2 separate regions of the Homo sapiens genome follow, and region 2 is linked to region 1. A link is a contact called in ENCODE Hi-C or POLR2A ChIA-PET data. All regions are on one chromosome and are shown on one strand. The core of a region is the stretch at or near the end of the contact, and the rest is flanking DNA. Distances in the headings are between cores, read along the strand shown.

The links. A loop is a pair of places that touch in the nucleus more often than their neighbours do. ChIA-PET counts read pairs that join two places held with the same protein, here RNA polymerase II (POLR2A). Pooled maps may share reads with other maps.
Region 2: a loop to region 1 is called in a pooled map, with 5 times the contacts of the local background. The contact joins two enhancer-like sites. A Hi-C loop is called at or near these places in 1 of 50 pooled maps. POLR2A ChIA-PET finds 5 or more read pairs at or near these places in 6 of 52 experiments (GM12878, H1, MCF 10A and 3 more).

The regions. Positions count from the first base shown.
Region 1 is chr16:11,495,818-11,499,362 of GRCh38, forward strand. The region is part of intron 10 of LOC400499 (putative uncharacterized protein LOC400499); the gene reads right to left. Among named protein-coding and RNA genes, the nearest start is that of LITAF, 89 kb to the right of the region's middle. RefSeq lists enhancers at 1,529-1,578, 1,556-1,850, 2,342-2,890. Within about 2 kb of position 1,251, at least 33 of the 41 ENCODE cell types and tissues checked have a DNase peak (open chromatin) inside an H3K27ac peak, as active enhancers do.
Region 2 is chr16:11,612,486-11,615,185 of GRCh38, forward strand. It overlaps a transcript of LITAF not described here. Among named protein-coding and RNA genes, the nearest start is that of LITAF, 27 kb to the left of the region's middle. RefSeq lists enhancers at 1,291-1,340, 1,308-1,602, 1,501-1,710, 1,846-2,453, 2,454-2,700 and a silencer at 2,525-2,698. Within about 2 kb of position 1,251, at least 21 of the 41 ENCODE cell types and tissues checked have a DNase peak (open chromatin) inside an H3K27ac peak, as active enhancers do.

The DNA of each region.
Region 1 (3,545 bases), core at 1-2,500:
GGTAAGGGACGTGCCTCAGGTAGCCCACAGCTATAGATAGAACTGAGACTTAACCCAGGAGAGGCTGGCTCCCAGGCCAGGCATGATACCAACACTCACGGCTTCTCAAAATGCAAATTCTGGGCTCACTCTAAAATCCAGCCCTGGGGCCCTGGCTGTGAACAGGGGCCTCTGTGCTAGACCCACGTCACTCCAGAACAGGGACTGCTTGGCAGCTGTGGAGAAATAAAATCTCTGCCTAGCTCTGTCCTTTTTTTTTTTTTCTCGAGATGGAGTCTTGCTCTTGTCACCCAGGCTGGAGTCCAGTGGCACAATCTCAGCTCACTGCAACCTCTGCCTCCTGAGATCAAGTGATTCTCCTGCCTCATCTTCCTGAGTAGCTGGGATTACAGATGTCTGCCACCACGCCTGGCTAATTTTTGTATTTTTAGTAGAGATGGGGTTTCACCATATTGGCCAGGCTGGTCTCGAACTCCTGACCTCAGGTGATCTGCCCACCTCAGCCTCCCAAAGTGCTGGGATTACAGGAGTGAGCCACCACGCCCGAGCTGCCCAGCTCTGTTCTTTCTCTGGATTCGTGACTCTTCACCAGATCTGTGTTACTACGCTAGGGTGTGAGCACACTGTGTGAAGGTGTGAACATAAGCATCTGTGTGTGTGCATATTGGTGTGTGCTGTAGAATCCTAGTGCTTGTGGGTGTGTACGTTCCCACTTGGGTGTGCAGGTGTCTCAGCGCACTCGAGTACCCTAGTATGCGTGTATTTCCTGGTGGATGCCTGTGCACACGTGTCCCCATGTGGGCATCTCGTGTGTCCCATTGGATGTGTGCATGTGCCCATGCGTCCAGGTGCGTGTGTGTGTACTGTGTGTCCCTTGTGTGCCCACGCACAGCCCAGTGTGTCTTGGTGTGCCTATGCATGTGTCCAGGTGTGGGTGGCTGTCTCCACACGTCCCACTGGGTGAGTGTCCTACTGTGTGTATGTGCATGTCCTGCCATGTCTTCACATGTGCATACACTGGGGTGTATATCTGCATCTCCAGGTACGTGAGTCTTGGCGTGTATGCCTCAATGTGTGTGTGTGTGTGTGTGTGTGTGTGTGTGTGTGTGTGTGTGTCTTGACAGGTCTATGGTGTGGGTGTGTGTCCGTGCATTTCCCCATGTGGGTGTCCTGGGAAAGCCTGCCTCAGTGTGAGCCTGCAACAGTGTGTGTAGGTCTGTGTGTGTACACGTGATCCAGCATGTGTGTGCATATCCCTGTGTGTTTGTGTGTCCCTGTGCCTTGGTGTGAGCCTGTGTCAGTGTACGTGCAGGTCTGTGCATGTACACATGATCCAGTGTGCGTGTGCACGTCCCAGTGCAATGGGTGCCTGCTTCAGTGTGTGTGGGTTGTGTCCCATGTGTGTACACGTGCGCTCAGGATGCATGCGTGTGGGTCTTGGCGTGTGCATCTCACTGCATATTTTCTTTGTGAAAGGACAGGGGTGTGTGGAGCCTGGAAAAAGCACATTCAATGTTTCCCTATATTTGAGCAAAGAAAACAAAGCTGTCTGTTTTCTTAATACAGAGCAGGGCAAGCGGGCTTGGCTGGGAGGGCAGGGGTTATAAAAAGACTAAGAAGCTCTCCGGCACATGGGAGGGGCCGCCTGCTGGAGGTTCCCGCCTCTGACTGCTTTGCCCAAGAAAGGCGGCGGGGGCACAGACAGGGCAGGCTCGGGCCTGTCCCAGACCAAAGCTGGAGCCAGAAGCCTGGTCACAGCCTGCAGGGCTGTGGGGCAGGCTGGTGCCACTTGGCTGGCAGAGAGCCCAGATCTGTGAGCCACTTCCGGTGGCCCTGCCAGGACAACTGGGCCAGCATGAGGCCTGGGTGCTGAGCAGTCCACACAGTAATGACCCAGTTGGTTCTGTGTATGGCTGCCCGGGGGATGAACCCAGAAGGGCCAGCCTTCCCTGTTTTCACAAAAACCAGAAACCACATCGCAAAGAGAAGAACAAACAATTTTGAAAGGGAAATAAATTTAAAAAAAAAATGGGAGGAGAAGAAAACAATCTTAATGCAAAAATCTCTAACGAAGGCTTACTTACACTTCAGTTAGAAGTCTGTTTAAAATACTCACTTTTTCATTTTTAAAGATGGAAAAATAAAATTACCCTCAAACCTGTGACCCTTATTAAGCTGATTTCACTTTTCCAACATGATTCTAAAGCTCAGTCATCATGCTCAAACCAACCCTCCCTGAAAAGCTAAGAAAACAGAACTGGGAGAAGACAAGCCAGGAAGCACTGGGACCTGGGGGAGATCAAACACCAGCTACAAAGCATCAAGAAGCCACACTTCACCAACATGAAGAACTTTTGTTCATTGAAAGACACCATTAAGAAGGCCGGGCGCAGTGACTCATGCCTGTAATCCCAGCACTTTGGGAGGCCGAAGCAGGCAAATCACATGAGCTCAGGAGTTCGAGATAAGCCTGGCCAACATGGTGAAATCCCATTTCTACTAAAAATACAAAAAAATTAGCCGGGCCTGGTGGTGTGCATCATAATCCCAGCTACTCAGGAGGCTGAGGCACGAGAATCACTTGAACCCGGGAGGTGGAGGTTGCAGTGAGCCGAGATTGCGCCACTGCACTCCAGCCTGGGCAACAGAGCGAGACTCCGTCTCAAAAAATAATAATGATTAAATAATTAAATAAATAAATAAAATTAATCCGAAATTAAAAGTTCATTAAAATACTCTCTCCCTGCTTGCCCCTCACTCCCCACTTCCCACCCCCCTCCTCTCCCCAGGCTTCACGAACCCGGTGCATTCCCAGAACCTGCCAGGGCTCATGCAGGGCCTTGCTGACTCGATGACAGAACAAGAAAATACAGCCCAGAGAGGCATGAGCTCTGGCCTGCACATGGAACATCACATGTGAGGCAGGTAGAGGAAGCTTCTGGGCTCCACAAGCCGATCGATGCCACCTGCTTGGCTCAGTGCTGTGTCCCAGACTAATGGCAACAGCCACTTCCCTCCGCACACACCATACAATTCACCTGGTCTGCAAGGTCATTCTACAAAATAGTCCCATTGTCCAGACGGGGAAAATTGAGGCCTGGGAAAGTAAAGTACCTTGCCCAAGGTCCTGCTGGTGAGGAATGGGGCTGGGATCTGAAATGAGGAAGTCCAGATGGGTTTGTGCTCTTAGTTACTGCACATGAATCGAACATATGTACAAATAAACGAGTGAAAGGAGGAAGGGGGGGAGGGGGGAAGGGAGGAAGAGGGGAGGGGGAAGGGAGAAAGGGGGCAAAGAGAGGAAGGGGGGAAGGGAGGCAGAGGGGAGGGGGGAAGGGAGGCAGAGGGGAGGGGGGAGGGAGGCAGAGGGGAGGGGGGAAGGGAGGCAGAGGGGAGGGGGGAAGGGAGGCAGAGGGGAGGGGGGAAGGGAGGCAGAGGGGAGGGGGGAAGGGAGGCAGAGGGGAGGGGGGAAGGGAGGCAGAGGGGAGGGGGGAAGGGAGGGAGAGGGGAGAGGGGGAAGGGAGGCAGAGGGGAATGGGGGAAGG
Region 2 (2,700 bases), core at 1-2,500, 120 kb after region 1:
GAACGGCTGTCTGACCTCGTGTGGGTCACCTGCGGTTAGAGCAAACTGCACTGCATGCGGCCAGCGGGCGGCCAGGGCCGGCCCAGCTCAGGACGCTCACGTGCACAGAGAACCTGGATGGAAAGTTAACAAGGCCCAGGCAGGAGCCCTCGCAGAGACAGCAGACCTTCCCACCCCACTCCCAGCCCAGAACTGGCCACCCACTTCCCCACCCCATTCTCCCCTGACATCTCTGTTTGTCCACGTCCTTGAGAAGGGCGGAGGGACGAGGACAGACTGAAAAGAGATGTTTGGAGGATGAGTCCGCCCTCTTGGGGAATGATTTCACTGTGGAACCAAGCTTGGTTACACCAGAAGCTCTTGGGCACCATCTCAGGGACTCCCATGGCTCCTGAAGACTTGTGGGAACCCTGTGTCCCCCTAGAATCTTGACCTCCCAACCCTGCAAAAGCTGTCATCTTGGGGCACAGCCGATGGCCTGGGTGCCTCTTGATGGGCAAGGCCAGCCATTCAGGTGCTTCACTCTAGGTTTTTCTTTGGATTTTTTTTTATTTGTTTTTTGGGGTTTGTTTTAGATGGAGTTTCGCTCTGTTGCCCAGGCTGGAGTGCAGTGGTACAATGTCGACTCACTGTAACCTCCATCTCCTGGGTTCAAGCGATTCTCCTGCCTCATCCTCCCGAGTAGCTGGGACTACAGGCACCTACCACCACGCCTGGCTAGTTTTTGTATTTTTAGTAGAGATGGGGTTTCACCATGTTGACCAGGCTGGTCTCGAACGCCTGACCTCAAGATCACTCTAGTTTTTGTTTCCACTTCTGGATCCCCATGGGATGGAGAGAGACGGGACACTCGCATTGACAGAGAGACCAGACCTCCTGGGTCACCTGGGGGAATAAGCAATGCAGCCAGCTGCCAGGTCCCAGGGCTGCCTTCTCCTGACCATCTGGGCAATTCAGACACAGCTGGGTCTGAGGTGCCAGAGTGTGTTGTTCCGCCTGTTTAGACCTGCCCCACCTCGAAGACATCGGTGATTCACAATCTTCCCTAGAACGGACAACTCCTGGAGGGTGGGGCCCCTGCTGATTCAAACTGGGCTCCTATGAAAGCTCCCAGAGGGTGAGGGCAGTCAGGGAAGGCTTCCAGGAGGAAGTGGCTCTTGTTGAAGGCTAAGCCAGAGTTAGGTGGGAGAGGAGCAGGAAAGGTGTCCTTACAGGGAGCACAGCCGGACGGAGGGTGTGGCGTGTGCCGGCTAGGCAGTTCACACTGGTGGAACCGAGGGCACAGAGGTGGCTGGGGCAAAGCCCAGACAGAAAGGACATCTCAGAAATGAGGATCTGTACTCCGAGAGCCGGCCTCACCCTGCCACATGTTGTCAGATGACCGGGCGGGCCACTTCTCTCGCTGAATGTTTATTTCCTTATCTCTAAAACGGAACTGACAGTTGAGATCAACGCCTGTGTTCTGTGGGGTCCCTCTGCTTCCTGGCAGGTCCTGAGATTTGGACACTTGCACATGACTCATTCATTCCCAGCAACACCAGTCAACAGTGGAGCCGTTGTGCCCATTGTACAGACGGGGCAGCTGAGGCTTGTGCAGGCTCAGAAGGATGTCCTAGTCTCTCTCACTCTCCTTTCTCCCTCCTACGGATGCTGTGACAAATGACCACAAACTAGGTGGCTTAAAACAACAGAAACTGATTGTCACAGTTCTGGAGGCTAGAAGTCTGAAATCAAGATGTCAGCGGGCTGGTCCTTCTGGAGGCCTTCTCCTTCTCCTTCTCCTTCTTCTTTCCTCTTCTTTCTTTTTCTTTTCTTTTTTTTTTTTTTTTCTTGAGACAGAGTCTCACTCTGTCACCCAGGCTGGAGTGCAGTGGCACAATCTTGGCTCACTGCAACCTCCACCTCCCAGGTTCAAGCAATTTTCCTGCCTCAGCCTCCCAAGTAGCTGGGATTATAGGCACACACCACCAGGCCCGGCTAATTTTTGTATTTTTAGTAGAGATGGGGTTTCACCATGTTGGCCAGGCTGGTCTCGAACTCCTGACCTCAAGTGACCTGCCTGCCTTGGCCTCCCAAAGTGCTGGGATTACAGGCATGAGCCACTGTGCCCAGGCTTTTTCTGGTTTTTTTTTAAGATGGGGTCTTACTCTGTCACCCAGACTGGAATGCAATGGCACAACTTCAGCTCACTGCAACCTCCACCTCCAGGGCTCGAGATCCTCCCATCTTGGCCTTCCAGAGTGCTGGAATCACAAGTATGAATCAGTGTGCCCGGACTGTTTTCACCTTTCAGCTGTTACAAATATCTTCTTACTTCCTCTGATATGCCTACTAGAAAATTTAAACTTGCCCAGTGGCATGCATTACCCTGCAGCTGGACCAGCTCTGTTCTAGACGGCAGGCAGTTCTAACGGCAGGGAGTCAGTTCAGTGATTGTCATGACAGCGAATGCATGGCTTCCAGGACCCTGTGGCCCGCTGTCAGATGGGGCCGGGTCTGAGTGCCTCACTCACAGCTGCTTCTCCAGCACCCAGCCCAGCAGCTGGCACGGGGTGGATGACCAGTCGGTACACACTGGGAGAATGAATGAATGAACAAAGGAAGGAAGGAGAGACCAAGCTGGGGCTCTAGGAGAAAACGAGGCAGGAAAGTCCCAGGGGACAGTGGCTGAGGAAAGAACAGAGATCCCAGGAAGAAAAG